Linked DNA regions of Homo sapiens: region 1 is linked to region 2. Evidence: chromatin loops called from intact Hi-C (ENCODE). Cell type or tissue: CD14-positive monocyte. All regions are shown on one strand. Links, peaks and the distances in the headings refer to the core of each region. The heading gives the core; the rest is flanking DNA.

Region 1 (8,323 bases), core at 241-8,240, 510 kb after region 2:
AGCCAGGATGGTCTCGATCTCCTGACCTCGTGATCCGCCCGCCTTGGCCTCCCAAAGTGCTGGGATTACAGACATTAGCCACCGCGCCCAGCCAACTACCCCTGACTTTCTAAATGAAAGAACCAATAAATTATTTTTCCCTCTTTATGTCAGTTTGGGTTGAGTCAGTCTCTTAAAACCAAAAAAAAAAAAAAAAATCCTGAGTCCTACTGTAGAAATTATCTTTGAGCTGAGTTTATTTAATATGTACCTTGAAACAGGGTAGTTTTATCCTGGTGGGCAGGTGTATGTGGTGGCTTCTGTATATATCTATATAAAACCCAGGTGTTCCTCGGGGTCGCCCTGACTTTGGAAGCTCAATGTGGGGCCATGCCACCGAGCCTTCATCCTGTGGCCTGTCCAGGGCTCTCTCCAAGATTTCTCCTGGTGCCCTGGTGGCTGCTCTTCTCCTGATCACCTGTGACTCCGTGTGGACCCACGTTCTCACTCATCTGCCACGTCCTTCATCTCTGCACCAGCCTGAAGGTAGAACTGCACTGCTTCTCCTTAATCCACCCTGTGCTCCCAAGATGGCTCACCTAAGACACCTGAGTGGATTTTACTGATGATTTGGGGCACTTTAATGATAGCAGTGTAAACCTTCATCAAGTAGGAACACCCTAACTCACAGAGATTTATAGAAGTGTAAACCAGAGAGTATCTGGGGTAGGCCTCAATCAATTTAGAAGTTTATTTTGCCAGGGTTAAGGATGTGTGCCTAAGAGACAAGTCTATGCCTTTTTCCAAAGATGATTCTGAGCACTCCAATATTTAAAAAGGAAAAGCCAGCTGGAGGGGACAGAGGGAAGGTGTGGTCTCATTACTGAATCCAAATGTTGCAAGAGAAAAGAAGCAGGTAGGGGCACATAGTCACTAATGAACTGGCCTGGTGCTCACTATAAGATAAGGTGAATGGAGAGGAGCTACCTGTGGAGATCTTTAACTTTTTATCTGTCACTATCTGCTTAGGAACAAAAGGAAAGGCAGCTTCTTGCATAACTCAGCTTTCAGCTTAATTTTTTTTCTTTTGGCAGAGTGAATTGGTGTTCTAAGTTTTTATTATCCCTTCACAAAAGCAATTAGGAGCCCAGCAATAACCCCATCACCAAGATTCGTTTGTGGCTCCCTTTTCCGTGGCCTGGCGCCCCCTTCCTCCCACCCCTCCCCCTCTCTTCAGCTCTCTGCCCTCCCAAATCACAGCTTCTTTCTTTTTTCTTTCTTACTTTTTTTTTTTTTAAGACAGAGTCTTACTCTGTTGCCCAGGCTGGAGTTCAGTGGCGCAATCTCAGCTCACTGCAACCTCCGCCTCCCGGGCTCAAGCAATACTCCTGCCTCAGCGTCCTGAGCAGTTGGGATTACAGGCACGCACCACCACGCCTGGCTAATTTTTGTATTTTTTAGTAGAGATGGGGTTTTGCCCTGTTGCCCAGGCTGGTCTCGAACTCCTGGGCTCAAGCGATCCGCCTGCTTCAGCCTCCCAAGCAGCTGGGATTACAGGCGTGAGCCACCGGGCCCGGCCATCAAATCATAGCTTATTTCTTCATATGACAGTTAGCTCTGTTTTCCCGTCTCCTTCCAAACCACAACTCATCCCCTTCCAGCATACTTCAAGAAGGTGTTTTGTTGAGTAATGGGGGTTCCCTCCCTAAGAGGAATCCTGGCTCTGGCCATTTGGGCTTTACTTGTGTCTCCGGACTCTTGCATTCTCTCTTAAGCACAGGGATTACTAGATGTGTGGGGATCAACTGTAAAGAACATGGTTTCTGAAACAGCAAATCAAACCAATTTGATTGTGCAGGAGAAATAGAAGCCTGTCGACGTCTAATCTGAAAGAACAGCTATATTTACATACCAAGGCAGATTGCAGGTCAAAGTGTCATCAATTTGATGTTGATCAAATCTTGGGAAATTTCTGATGTGGTTTCTGGTGACACAGAGTGGCGGCAACATAGCCTGTGTGCAGGAGGCTTCTCACCTCCCCTAGGAAGAGTTGAGATATTCACAGCAACCCACAAGCAGCCTCCTCCACCAGCATGAATGGTGGCAAGGAGCATGGAGGCACCGAGCCTTGAAGAAAGAGGCTGGGAGTGAGGACCGTCTTAGAAAAAGGGGCTGACCTTCTTTGCCCGAGTTGTAGAGCTGTGGGGAACTCTGGGAACATCCAGATGCCTTCCGGGAAAGGGAGATCTCCCCATCTCTGCATCCCACCCACACTCCCCACCTTAGCCACTCCCCGCCAAACCTCCAGCCCCAGCTGCAGTGCATGGTGGTGTTATTTCCCAACAAGGCAACAGCCTCCTCACTTGGTTTTCCTGACTCCAGTCTCTCCCCAACCCATCCCCGCTTCAGATGGCAGCAATTTTTCTAAAGCACAAATCTGATGCTGCTTAAAATTCACAAATAAGGCAAAGTCCACAGACGCTGAGACAGGATGCAAGGTCCTTCTTGGCCCACCCACCAACTGTTCTTGCCTCCTCTGCCTGGAAACGCCCACCTTGAAGGTTGCAGTGGCCTCAGCATCCCTGTGGCTCTTCCGCCTGGGCCATTGTGGAGCCAAAGTCACGCCAAAAAAGAGCAGCCTGAAAGAGGCCCCTGCAGAGTGGGTGCTTTTTGAATGTCATCCGTTATTCAAGTTCTCCACCCTGGTTTCATCCTCCCCCAATCCGAGACCCTTTACCCCAACGTTGTCCCTGTCATTTTATTACTAGTCTCCATCCACCAGAAATGTGCCTTGGCACCTGCCTTCCATCGCCTTCGGGCACCTCATCTCATGCTGGACAGAGACCTTCCTGATCACCTACCCTAGCTGCACCTTGCCATCACTTGGGGAAACTAGAAAGTGGTTCTGATCTCCTCCATCTGGGGAGGGGCATTTGGAAACTCTCTGAGATTCCAGGGTGGAGACAGGGTGGAAACCCCTGGTGGGAGAACAGGGTGTGCTTGGGGCGTCACTAGCTGGTGGGATTCTTCAGGCCGCAGCATGCAGTTCGCAGTCTACACTTGCAGAAAAAAAACATCTGCCTGGATGGTTTCCTATTTATAGAGGACAGGGATATTCACATGGATGGATAGAGTGCATGAGACCCCTTGCTACATCCTTTTTCCCTGCACTTCCTCCCTTCCACCCTTCCAGCCCTGTGGGATCATGGTGGGGAAGGGGTCAGCCTCGGAAGATGCCCTTGGAGAAAGGCCTGGGAGATGCCGTGTGTGACCCGAAAGAGGTCAGGGGACATTTTACCTAAGACTTGCTTCATTGTTAAGTTTTTTTCTTAAAGGTGTTGATCTACGCAGTGTAAACACTTGCAAGCTCCCATCATTGGTCACAAGGCTGTTTGTCTTGTAGTCATTGTTTATGGTTCTAGAAGGCTCTCTCCCCGTGGAGGGGAAGGGCCCTGGGACAGAGATCACAGGAGTTCTTAGGGGGCACTCGCTAGTAGCCTCCTTCCCTCTGCTGATGGGGCCTTCCTCCCAGGGGATCTTTGGGCCTTAATGCCGTGCCTTTGAGGCCTGGCCCAGAGCCCCTCAAAGAGCCAGGCGAGGAGAGCTGACCCAAGTGGAGTCAGGCTGAATTTTCCTTCTCAAGAGAAGCACATCCCAGCCACTGTCCTTTCAAAGGCCATCAGGCCGGCCGAAGACGAGGATGTAGCAGACTGGCTCACAGCAGTACCCACTGGGGCGGAGCTCCAGCCTGCAGCTGTGCCAGGGCCGGGCATCTCTTCCCTGAGTGGTGGCTGCCCCCATGAGGGCAAAGACTGCACTGGCTCTTCCTGTGCAGGCGAGAGCGGGCTGGGAGCAGGGACACCACGTGGAGGCAGCCCTGGTGGCAACGGGGCTCAGGGGAAGTTTCTGGGCACAAGGAAGCCTGGGGATGGGGGACTTAGGAGGGAAGCCCCAGCCAGGCTGCTGTGCAAGGGGGAGGCCCGTGGGGACCCTCTCCAGGAGTACAAGGAGGGTCAAGGGAGGGGCCGAGTCAGCTCTGTGGAAAGTTTCTTGTTTTTGTTGCTTGCTATTCGTTTTTCTCTTTTTGTTTTACCTTTATTATAAAAAACATCAAACTTTTATGAAAGTAAACAGAATAATATACTGACCCCATATACCCCTGGGTTCAACAATTATGGACATGAGCCAGGGTCACTTCGTCTATTACTGCTGCACATTTGCCGCCCCCGTATCATTCTACAGCAAACTGTATATATCATAACATTTCATTTGTAAGTCTTTTGGATGTTTATCTAAAAGAAAACAGAAACTTTTTAAACATAACCATAATACCATTATGACACCTTAGAAAATTAGTGCCATCTCCTTGACAGTCTCAGAAATCTAGTGTAATGGGTTAAGTTGTGTCCCCACCCCCCAACAGAAAGCTATGCTGCAGTCCCACTCCCCGGACCTCAGAATGTGACCTTATTTGGAGAAAGGGTCCATACAGAGGTAACCAAGCTTAAATGAGGTCATTAGGGTGGGCCCTGATGCAACATGATTAGTGTCCTTATCAAAAAGGGAAATTTAGACAGAAACAGACACGCACAGAGGGAAGACTAGCAAAGTGACACAGGGAGAACGCCACATGAGAAACGATGCTGCCACACGCTAGGGAAAGTCTGTGGCCACCAGAAGCTGGGGGAGGCAAGGAGGGACCTTCCCAAGCGCCTTTCCAGGAAGCGTGGCCCTGCCAACAGCTGATATCTAACTTCTAGCCCCAGAATGGGGAGAAAATAAGTTTTTGTTATTCTAAGAAACCACTCAGTTTATGGTACTTTGCCCTAGCTAACTAACCTGGTCAGTATTCAAATTTCCAATTATCTCACAAGTGTCACTTTTTTTGGAATCATGATTCAATGAAGGACCCCTGCTGCAACTGGTTGATGTGTCTTAAGACTGTTTTAATCTCCTTCCTTCCTTTCTTTCATTCTTTTTTTTTTTTTTTTTTTTGAGACAAAGTCTCACTCTGTCACCCAGGCTGGAGTGCAATGATGTGATCTCGGCTCACTGCAACCTCCACCTCCCAGGTTCAAGTGATTCTCATGCCTCAGCCTCCCCAGTAGCTGAGATAACAGGCACAGTTTTGCCATGTTGCCCAGGCCTGTCTCGGCCTCACAAGTGATGGGATTACAGGCATGAGCCACTGTGCCCAGTCTCCTTCCTTTCTTTCAATGTATTTGTTGAAGAAAACCATGTTGTTCATCCCCTAGAGTTTATCCTGATGTGCTTTTGCCGTTTGCACCATGATGGCATCATCTAACACCTCACGACTCAGGGTGAGTAGTCTGTGGGCCAGCAGCACGGCCTCCCCGGGGAGCGTGCTAGCAATGCAGAATGTCTCAAGCCCCACCCAGACCTGCTGTACCAGACTTTTCACCCGGCAAGCCCGCCAGGGACTCATGAACACTCGGAAGCCTGAGAGTCACCGGGCCGCACATTCTTTCTCCTTTGCATTTCCTGAATCGGTAGTTGGATCTATAGATGCTTGATTGGATTCAGATCTGATTTTTTTTTGGCAAGATCCTCTCTAGGTGGCAATCATTCTTTCATCAGGAGGCATATCATGGCTGCCTGTGCCTCTTTTATAATATTAGCAGCAATCGGCTGGGCACCATGGCTCACGCCTACAATCCCAGCACTTTGGGAGGCCGAGGCAGGGGATCACCTGAGGTCAGGAGTTCAAGAGCAGCCTGGCCAGCATGGCGAAACCCCAGGTCTACTAAAAATTCAAACAATTAGCCGGGTATGGTTGTGCATGCCTGTAATCTCAGCTACTCAGGAGGCCGAGGCAGTGAGAATCACTTGAATCTGGGAGGCAGAGGTTGCAGTGAGCCGAGATTGCGCCACTGTACTCCAGCCTGGGCAACAGAGCGAGACTCCATCTCAAAAAAAAGAAAAAAAAAAAAGAATTACCTGAGACTGGGTGATTTATTAAGAAAAGGATTTTGCCGGGCATGTAATCCCACACCTGTAATCCCAGCACTTTGGGAGGCTGAGCCGGGTGGTCACCTGAAGTCAGGAGTTCAAGACCAGCCTGGCCAACGTGGTGAAACCTTGTCTCTACTAAAAATACAAAAATCAGCTGGGCGTGGTGGCGAGTGCCTATATCCCAGCTACTCGGGAGGCTGAGGCAGGAGAATCACTTGAACCTGGCGGGTGGAGGTTGCGTGAGTCAAGACCACACCACTGCACTCCAGCCTGGGCGACAGAGTGAAACTCTGTCTAAAAAAAAAAGGAAGGGAAAGGAAAGGAAGGGAAAGGAAAGGAAAGGAGAAAGGAAAGGAAAGGAAAGGAAAGGAAAGGAAAGGAAAGGAAAGGAAAGGAAGGAAAGAAAGAAAAGAAAAGGGTTTTAAACTGGCTCACAATTCTGTACAAGAAGCATGGTGCCAACATCTGCTTGGCTTCTGGGGAGACCTCAGGATCCTTCTAGTCATAGTGGAAGGAGAAGGGAAGCAGGCGTGTCACACAGCAAGAGAGAGAGCGAGAGCAAGAGAGAGAGAGAGATAGAGAAAGAGAGAGAATGGCGGAGGAGGTGCTACACACTGTTAAACAACCAGATCACGCAAAAACTCAGGGCAAGAGCTCACTTGTTATGAAGGGGATGGCCCAAGCCATTCATGAGGGATCCAGCCTCATGATTCAGACACCTCCCTCCAGGCTCCACCTCCAACATTGGGAATTACATTGCAACGTGAGATTTGGGCAGGGATAGACATCTAACCTATATGACCTGCATACTATCCTTGCTTTCTAGTGCTACTAGATGTCCTCATCTTGCTCCTCTTCTGCCCCAGACCTGGAATCAGCCATTTGTCTGCCAACCCCTGGTTTCTTTCAGTGGGGAATGGTGTTTAGAGAACACAATTAGAACATAAGGGTGCTTACCTTTGGCCTTGTTTTCAGGCCTCTCATTGAACAGCCAGGAAAAAATACACGTAACATCTTAGCACAAAATACACAAGTTCAGCCAGGCACAGTGGCTCACGCCTGTAATCCCAGCACTTTGGGAGGCCGAGGCATGTGGATCACCTGAGGTCAGGAGTTCGAGACCAGCCTGGCCAACGTGGCGAAACCCCGTCTCTACTAAAAATACAAAAATTAGCTAGGTGTGATGGCAACGCCTGTAGTCCCAGCTACTCGGGAGGCTGAGACAGGAGAATTGCTTGACCCCAAGAGGCGGAGGCCTCAGTGAGCCGAGATTGTGCCACTGCACTCCAGCCTGGGTGACAGAGCAAGACTCCGTCTCAAAAAAAAAAAAACAAGACAATCACATTCACTACCCTGGGATTTTTAATTTAACCTTTTGCATCTCACGTGGTGTATCTGCTTTCTCTCATGCCACAAACCTAGGTTCACAGTGACATCAGGAGTGCTCGAGTTGGAATAGCCCAGATCTGCTCATTTGCCTCCCCCGGCTTGGCGAGCTCAGACCTGTGAGCTGTCGTAGGGGGTGACAGAGAAGCTGCACGAAAGAAACTCCAGGGCTTCCTGGAGTGCCTGAGGAGGAAGCCCTGCACACCGGCTGGGGCTCTGCAGGGGGCCTCAGGGCCAACAGAGCCAGCTGAGTTGAGGTGAAGCAACGTGAAGTGTCACCATGGGGAATGACAGGAGGGAGTCCCACCTCGGGATTGAGTAGGAGACCACGTGAGGAGTGAAGAAGGGCCTGAGGGGTGAGACATCTCTGGCCTGTGAAAGGGACTGAGGGTGGGGCCCTTCACACTGGAGAGGGGCCATAACTACTTCCATTTGTGGGGCCCACCAGAATATTAAAAAAAAAAAAATTTTTTTTGAGACAAAGTTTTGCTCTCGTTGCCCAGGCTGGAGTGCAGTGGCGCGATCTCAGCTCACTGCAACCTCCACCTCCTGGGTTCAAGTGATTCTCCTGCCTCAGCCTCCCAAGTAGCTGGGACTACAGGTGCCTGCCACTGCATCTGGTTAATTTTTGTATTTTTAGTAGAGATGGGGTTTCACCAGGTTGGCCAGGCTGGTCTCGAACTCCTAACATCAGGTGATCTGCCCGCCTTGGCCTCCCAAAGTACTGGGATTACAGGCATGAGCCACCACCATGCCCAGCAGAATATTTAAAAATTTCTAAATCCCAAATTACAGGATGTTTTAAGTGTTTCTGTTTAACACCTTAAAGCTGTTATGAGGAAAAAAAAAATATTGCAATGTAATTATACTCACCCAGATCATTAGAAGATCTATAAACATGTGTATATATTAATCTGGAGTCACTATAAGGAGTGAGAACAGTAGTGAAGCATGAATTTACGCTGAATGAGAAATGCCCTTCTTT
Region 2 (8,307 bases), core at 1-8,000:
GGCCTCAGGAGGAGCCCCATAGTCCCGCCTGCAGCCTGTAACCATCGGCTGGGCCCTGCAAGGCCCACACTCACGCCCTGTGGGTGATGGTCACGGTGGGTGGGTGGGGGCTGACCCCAGCTTCCAGGGGACTGTCACTGTGGACGCCAAAATGGCATAACTGAGATAAGGTGAATAAGTGACAAATAAAGCCAGTTTTTTACAAGGTACTTGATCATGTTCTCTTGATTTTAAATTAGATTTTATTCCCAAAAAGGCCAGTGAGGCGCAAAGCTTGGTTGCAGCTTTGTGTGTGTCAAAGGCTTGGTTGGGGCACTCAGGCATTTTGCCTGGAAAAGTTCCCTTCTGATGGTCATGTCAACCTGGTGCTCACATTTGTGATAAAGTGATATGGGTGCTGGGCCACATGTGGAGCTGCTGCAGGGCTCTGCCCGTGAGGCAGAGTGCACTGGCTGTCCCGTGAGAATGCAGAGGCCTCCGCTGAGCCAGGGCGCCTGCCACCCCGTGGAAGAGTGGGAACCTTCTAGCAGGAGCCTAGGGCCCCATAACTCGAAGCCCTTTGAGCCTCAGCTCCAGTACCCAGCTGGTGATTGGAGAAGTCTTAACTTGGTTGTGAGGCTGGCCTCAGACCCGACCTGTAGCCAAGCCAGAAGGACCCAGTGTTGTGTGGGTGGGAGTGGCAGGCTTGTGGCTGCTCCCTTAGAACGTGTCTAGAAGTCTTTCTGTTTCTACACCAAGCCCCCAGTGGTAGGCCACATTTCCACTCTCCCCAGTCCTGGACAGGGCCTCACCCCAAACCTGCCGCCGTCCCCACCACCTGGGCCTGGTGCTTCCTCAGGAACTTGAGGGGCAGGTGGGTGGGCAACCCCAGGGCAGGCCTGACCAGGGCTGTGGGAGGTCGTTACTCCTTAGCTGGGCTCCAGCCTCAGTATTTCCTTGTAGTCTTAGACCTTGTCTTGGAAACTGATTTCCAAGGGGAGTTGGGTCAGAGCAGGATGGTTCCTCTGAGACCACCTGATGGACAGGTGTGGGCCTGGCCTTGCAGAAGCCACACCTCAGCACTGTGTTTTGAGACTGCTAGGACACATGTGCAGCCAGGTCTGCCCCGCGCTCCCTCTGCACCTGCTGGCCTCAGGGCTCAGGGAGGCCCTGGACAGGAGCACAGCACGTGGCCTCAGGCTCCAGACCAGCCAGGCGCTGTGAATTGCTGAGGCAGGCAGGGTGCTTGCCAGTATAAATATGTTAGAAAACCTGCTGCCCCAGGGAAGCAGTAGGCCATCTCTCGTGCCTCAGGTATTCGTTTGCACCTGTGGCCGTGGCCCCTCTTGCCTGAGAGCAAACGGAGCCCACATTCCAGCAGCCACGCACGCTTCAAGATGGCAGGCCCTGGTGTCTCTCCACCTGGCTCCTCCCCATGCACAGGGAACTAATGCACAGTGATGGGGGGGTAAGGCTTACTCTGCTTTTTCCCTTGGGGCAGGCACTGTCCCAGCCACTTCCTACATGTGCTCTCACTTCACCCCACTAGAGGCCCAGGAGGAAACAAGTCCGTCCATTTTACAGGTGAAGAAACTGAGGCCCAGGGAAATAGAGTGTGGCCAAAAGTCACTTAGCTCCCGAGCCAGGACAAAAAGCCTAAGGCTCACTTCCTACTCCAAGTCCCTGTCTGGCTGCTGGTCCTGCCTGCAGGTACTTCTGCTAGGGACGTAGCTGGGGCAAGGAATGAGGAGTCTAGGGAAACAGGCCCCACCCCCGGAGCTTCCCCTTGCTGCCCTTGGCTCAGGGGCAGCACCCGCTTCAACTGGCACTCCGCTCCATCCATGGTGCTGCTTTACCACTGCCTCCCTGGACCTGCTGATGCCCTACCCCATACCCCGCCCCCAGCCTGCTCCTGCTGAAGCCAGGCCAGCATGAAGTCCTCAGGAAGGCTGGGATGAGCCTCCCATCTCATTTCTGAGGGGTCTGAGCCCCATGGCCTGGGGAAGAGCAACGGATTCCTGATGAGGGCCAGGGGATGGGCATGTGGCACTGTCCGAGAGTCAGCAAAAGCCCCAACCTGAGCTTCAGCACCTACCAATGCCTGGTTCTGGAGAGCCAGGTGTGCCCCTAAGTGGTAGTGCCCACCTCACTCCCCTGCCCCAATCCCTTCTAGGGCCACATTACCCACTCCTTTCCACTCAGCAAACATTATTGAGCCTCATGGGGAAATGGAACAGAAGGTGCCTCTCCTCTTAAAAGCTCATGCCCCAGCAGTAAGGGTTCTGCAGTGTCTGTCAAACCTGTGGGCCTTGTTCCCTCTGCTGTCTGCCTGACAAGCTCCTGTTCATCCTTCAAAGCACAGCTCAATAAGGCTAGAAACATCTAAATGCCCATCGGAGGGGGCTGAATAAATTACAGCAGCTCCTCCCTGTGGAAAGGAACTAGGAGGACATTCTTTATATGTTGAGTTAGAAGAATCTCCAAGATATGCTGTCAAGGAAGAATACAGAAAGCAAGAAACAATAGCGTATGCTACCATTTGTGTTTAAAAGGGGGGTAGGAAGTGACTAATAGACTACATCAGGAAAAGGTGTAGCAATTTCCCATAAAACTAGACATACACTTACCCTACACCCAGCTATTCTACTCCTGGGTATTGAAACCCAAGATGAAAATATATGCCTATACAAAGACTTGTACAAGAATGTTCATAATAGCTGAAAAATAGGGAACAGCCTAGGTGGCCATCAACAGGCAAATGGATACATGTGGTGGATCCACAGGGTGGCATTTTACCCAGCAATAAAAAATAAACTATCCATACACACAACATTCAGGAGCTCAAAAGCTAAGTGAAAGAAACAAGTCATGTTGTATGATGCCATTTACATGAAATTCTAGAGCAGGAAAACCTAATCTATTGCAAAAAAAAAAAAAATTCTAACAGTGGTTGCCTCTAGTGTGTTAGAGATTGGCACAAGGAACTTTCTGGGCAATAGTAATATCCTTCACTGGGATTTGGGTTTCATTAGTCAGAACTCATGGAGTGCTCCACTTAGGATTTGTACATTTCACTGTATTTTTAACGTTTAAAAATAACCATAAGCAGCCGGGCACAGTGGCTCATGCCTGTAATTCTGGCACTGTGGGAGGCCAAAGCAGGTGGATCACCTGAGGTCAGGAGTTCAAGACCAGCCTGACCAACATGGAGAAACCCCATCTCTACTAAAAACACAAAATTAGCTGGGTGTGGTGGCATGCGCTTATAATCCCAGCTACTTGGGAGGCTGAGGCAGGAGAATCACTTGAACCCGGGAGGCGGTGGTTGCAGTAAGCTGAGATGGCGCCATTGCATTCCAGCCTGGGCAACAGGAGCGAAACTCCGTCTCAAAAAAAAAAAAAAAAAAAAAAACTTAAAAAACCATAATCAAGTACTGAACTCTAGATAATTATACACATGCTTAACTATTTACAGAGGTTGTTGTATCTGCAACTCACTTTGAAATGCACAGAAGACTGACAAGACTGACTGGCAGGCAGACAGGGGGATGGGCAGTGCAGTGCCTAGATGACAGGGATATGGGGGCTCACCTGCAATCCTTTTTTTTTATTCCCCCAAAGGGGGTGCACTATTCCTGGAGGTACTGCAATACCAGGTGGATGCATGGAGTGGAAAGAGCAAGGTCCTATTCCATCTCCCTGCTCCAAAAATCCATTTAACATACTGTCCTCAGATAGCAGATATTAAAGTGATAAGAACACTACACTTGATCTTAGCCAAAGGCTGAGAGGCGATTGCCTGTAATTCTTGCAGTTTTCCATGTGATATGTTTCATAATGAGTGTTGGGAAGGTCCTGTGAGTGTGTGCTGCCTCACCCAGGTCCTGGCCATCTCTAGAGGAACACACCGGTGTAAGGCAGGCGCTTCCGGAAAGGGAACAGGAGGCAGGGGGCAGGTGTCGAGGTAGGTTTTCACGGTACACGCCTTTGGCAATTTTGCATCAAAAAACTAAGTGTATGCACATTTTTTTTAATTGAAAGCCCAACTCAGCCTTCCCCCACTGCTCCTTCCCCGCATGCACGGGGGGACACACGCCTTCCTCCCTGCCTGCCGGGACTTCAACCTCGCTTGCTGGGAAGTCGCGCACTTTCGTCGCGACTTCCCAAGTCGTGCTGGGTGTGACTTGGAATCTCGGATCCCTGGGCTAGGCCTGGCCACGCCCCCATGGGGGGAGGGGCAGCGCGGCGGGGGCGGAGCCTGGGCCCGAAACGCCACGGGCGCGACTCTGTGCGCGTCCGCCCACACGGGGGCGCTGTGTCCTCGCAAGCTCCCGCGGGGTGCCTCGCGGCCCTGGAACGCTGTGGTTTTCGAGGGGAAAAGTGAGAGTGGCTGGTCCTGCCTCCGCTGCCGCTTGGCCCTGAGATCCCCACTGCCCACGGGATAGGCCCCAGTCCACCCAGCCGGGGCCCCCCCCTTCCCCTCGTCTCGCTCTCCTTGGCAGTTCGGACTTCGGGTCAGTCCCACACTCGCGCCCGGCTGTCCCTGCTGCGCTCCTGTCACTGGCATTGGGAAGCCCTCCGGCCCCCTCTCTGCACACCTGGCACACGGCTCCTCCCTGGCGGCATGTGGGTATTTGGGTTGGGCGAGCCTCTCCCTCCCGATTCCCGAGTTCCGAGTGGGTCCCGGCGGACCAGCGCTATTCTGGAGGGGCAGTGCCTCAGAGGCAGGTCGCTTCGAGTGGGGATTTGTGCGCTCTGGCGCGGAGGAGGGGGGTGGGAAGCCGGCTCTTGCCCTCCTCACCCGGTGGGGAGCGAGCAGGGCCAACGGTGCGCTGAGAGCGCTCAGGGCGTCCCCAACAGCATGACCCGACCCAGGGACGAAGCTCTGGGGGACGGGACCACTTGCGATGACAGCTAAAGGAGCACAGGGGGGCGGCCGGCATGGAGAGGCGGGGCCGGCATTCCTGCGGGCCTGCCGGGAGGGTGGGGAACCTGGGATTTAGCCATGGGACCTGTGGAAGGGTTTTGGGTCGGGGTCCTGACCGTCTAGTCTGGGTTCTCAAAGATGGTTGGGACAGTGGGCAGGCTTGCAAAGACCGAAGAGGCTGGTGGACCTGGTGGCTGAGGCCTAGGCCAGGCAGGGATCGCGGTGGGGAGGTCACAGTAGGTGTGGTCCCTCCTCCCCCCACCCCTCAGGCCTAAGTCACTCAGGCCCTTGTGTCACGGTGGCACCGGGACCTCCACCCACTACATACACACGCGCGCGCGCAGCCCCGTGAAAACCTGCGCCGTGTGCCCCAGACCTGCAGCCCGCATCCCGCCGTGTCCCCCGTTCCCTGCATGCGGCTCCAGTGTAAGTGCAGCGTGCCGTGTGCGGCGTCCCAGCCCGCACCCCGCACCCCACCATGTCCCTCTGGGTGCGGGGTCCGCATGCCCGCGCCCTCCCCGCAGCTGCCGGCGTCCCCATTAATCACGCGGCGCTGACGGCGCTGATCTGCGTGCTGGCGGCGTGACGGTGACGGTGACGGCGGGTGACGGAGCGGGCAATCGGCAGGCGCCCATCGGCCCATCTTATCGCGGCGGCCCAGCCGCCGCCCGCTGCGCGCCGCCCATTGATCGCGCCGGGCCCCTGCCCGGGGGTCAGCGCGGGCCGGGCCGGCCTGACAGCCGCATCCGTCGCCGAGACGCGCGCTGATGGCCGCCCAGCCCGCACGGCCTGGCCATTAATCACCGTGCCTGCCGCCAAGTGACGGGAGGGGCGGCAGGGCAGCAGGGGACGACAGGCAGCCCCCGTGGCCGGCCCACCCCTTCACAGTTCCGGGGCCCTGCTGCGTGGCCCGCCCTGCACCCTAAGCTCCCCAGCCCCCCTGCCCAGGCCTCCCTCACCCCCTATCCTCTTATGGCCTGCTCTCCCCAGAACAAATGGAAGGGGAGTGGCTGCATACTGGAGGAAGCAAGAAAGAGGAACTTCTGTGTGGAGAATGAATGGATGACCACGGATGAAGGGGGTGAACACTGTTCTACCTCCCGAGGGACCTCTTTCCCAGACACCAAATGAGAGCAGGTCTGACCTGACAAACACCAGCACTGGCTGGGACAAGGGGGTGGTCATTTCGCCCCCTCTGGCTGCCTCAGCCCTAGCTGAGCCTCACCCAGGATGGGATGCTAGGGCCCCAGTGAGAAGCAGTGCGTTGTTTCTGGCAGTTGCCCCGTGCTACCCCCTCTGCTCTTGGGCTGTGTGGCCCTGAGCCAGTGCTGGCCCCTCTGGGCTACAGGGCTTTTTCCAAACACAGGGGGATCCTAAGGGTCCTTCCAAGTGCCAGCTGTCTGCGATAGGGAGGGGCAGGGCCTAGCAGGCTGCTTCCTCCAGTTTGACAAACTGTGACCTCTTTCCAAGTGGGCCAGGAATCAGGAACTCTTTACTGCCTCTTAGTCTCTTGGGTACCTGATACAGCTACATGTGGGTCACTTCACCAAGTCCTCACATGGGTCTATGGGATATGAACTTCCCACTCACACACCAGGAAACCAAAGACTCATGGGGCTAGGACCAAGGGCCACACAGAGGAGGAAAATGCAATCAATACCATGCCCTGCTGAGCCCCAGAACCCCTGGGTCCCCTCCCACTGCTCCTCTGCCCACAGCCCTCCAGAGCAGGGCCTTCTTGGGGTACCCCAGCTGCTCTGCCCAGGGCTGGCCAGTTTCTGAGGGATAGAGGTCGACTGGGAGTGCAACCCCAGCCCCCTTCTGTACCCCCATTTTATTACACAAATGGCTAAGGTTTGCTAACCAAGAAGTCACTCTCTGGTGTGACAGCATGATTCATTTAGTCCTAAAAAACAAACTATCCTACCAATCAATCTGGCAGGTGCAACCCTAAGACATGTGGCAGTAAGAAGGTATCTGCACTGAGAAAATGAGGCAGGGCACAAGGTGGTTTCCCTGCCAGGGCCAGGGACGCGTCTTTCAAGAGCCCTTCCCAGTCTCACAAGTATCTCTGGGGCCATTAGCACAGGAGACAGGGCGCTGGGATTTATGTGAAAATTCCTCCCTCCCTCTCCTCAGCCACCCAATCAGCTCCCTGGGTGGCACCCAAGAGAGCCTGCGCTGAGAGCCTGGAATATTCAACCACTTCCGATGACCAGCCCCCACCCTGCCTCACTTTAATATTACAACAATTTTTCACACTGGAGCTGAAATAGTGCAAAAAATGAGGCTGCTGTAATTGTTGTTAGATTGTGTGTCAGCCTGATAAGATGTAACAAATATTTTCCTCCCCACCAGGGTCTGTTTCCCTCTTAGTAATGGATGGAGAAACTTCTCATAGTTGGTGAGGGATCAGTCGTAAAAACTTCGCCCGGAAGATTAATGTAATAATCACAGGCCTTGCTGGAAAAAATAGGAGGAAAATTAAAATAATCCCACCTTCCTACCTATCCAGAACCATCTCCCTCACTTTGGAGCACAGACCAGCGAACTGGGCCATCTCTCTGGGTACCACCTCAGCTAGGATATTTGAGGGGCAGGAACCAGGGGTCTGTGGCCTAGGAAGAGCAAGACCACGGTCCCCTCCTCACCTGGCTGATCTGGATATTGGTACCTTGGGCAGCCGAAGAAGACTCTGTCCCCACCCGCGGCTGTGAGATCTGCTGTCAGCGCCACTTCCATCTTGCTCCTTAAACAGCATGAAAGGCTTGGAGCCCAAGTGAGAGGCCCAGCCAGGGCAGAGGCCTGGTTCTGGTCCTCTAGGTGGGTCACCTTCCCCACACCGGACCCCGCTTCCTTCACCTGGCTGGTACAAAGGTCAGATCTTGACAGCTCCTAGCTGCTGCTAAATGCCAACACAGAAGGAGGCAGTATGGCCCCCAGGAGTTAGGAACACAGGTTCCAAGCAGCCTGATTTCAAATCCTGGTTCCATCTCTCACTAGCTGGCCAAGGGACTTGCCTCCTCTGTGGAAGTGGTCTTGGAAGTGGGCTAGCACACCTATCCCAGTCTCACAGGCTACTGTGAAGGCAACATGGAACGCAGAGTGTGAACACAGTCCCTGGTGCAATAAGCTCTTGCTGCATCTCTCTTCTGTTTGTCTAACATGGCTCGAGTGGGGAGGCTAAAGACAAGCGCAGCCTCAGAGGACACTGGCAGCCGGCATGGGCCACATGCACAGCTGACTTCATGAAGGGTCCCACCACCACTGCTGTGCATGCCAGTGTCTCCTCAGGGGCCAGGCCGAGGGAGAAGATTCACTCTGGCAGCAGGGACGGCTGGGGCCTCTCAGGCTAGATGGAATCCCCAGCATCATCTCCGCCCCCTCCCACTGTCCCCTTG

Evidence for each region. Hi-C counts contacts between places; a loop is a spot of excess contacts. Peaks named below come from ENCODE experiments on the same cell type or tissue, not always from the same donor. Only the 100,000 strongest peaks of a DNase experiment are listed, where the experiment ranks them.
Region 1: it touches region 2 in a loop (3.0-fold over the local background); 4 of 110 quality-filtered maps call a loop at or near these places.

What each region holds. Positions count from the first base shown.
Region 1 is chr3:128,580,825-128,589,147 of GRCh38, forward strand. No RefSeq gene overlaps it. Among named protein-coding and RNA genes, the nearest start is that of LINC01565, 8.9 kb to the left of the region's middle. In CD14-positive monocyte, for the core only: CTCF peaks have their summits at 3,721 and 3,923; DNase peaks (open chromatin) are centred at 3,797, 4,597 and 7,507; H3K27me3 peaks cover 433 bases.
Region 2 is chr3:128,071,475-128,079,781 of GRCh38, forward strand. SEC61A1 (SEC61 translocon subunit alpha 1) reads left to right here. Exons shown (of 12, transcript NM_013336.4): 12 at 1-209. It overlaps RUVBL1-AS1 (RUVBL1 antisense RNA 1), which reads left to right and starts at 4,336. Exons shown (of 2, transcript NR_046645.1): 1 at 4,336-4,605; 2 at 7,265-7,582. It also overlaps a transcript of RUVBL1 not described here and the pseudogene RNU2-37P. RefSeq lists silencers at 3,993-4,042, 4,053-4,492, 5,834-5,933. In CD14-positive monocyte, for the core only: CTCF peaks have their summits at 4,300 (motif pointing right) and 4,503; DNase peaks (open chromatin) are centred at 4,287, 5,177, 5,487 and 5,937; H3K4me3 peaks cover 2,619 bases; H3K27ac peaks cover 5,027 bases.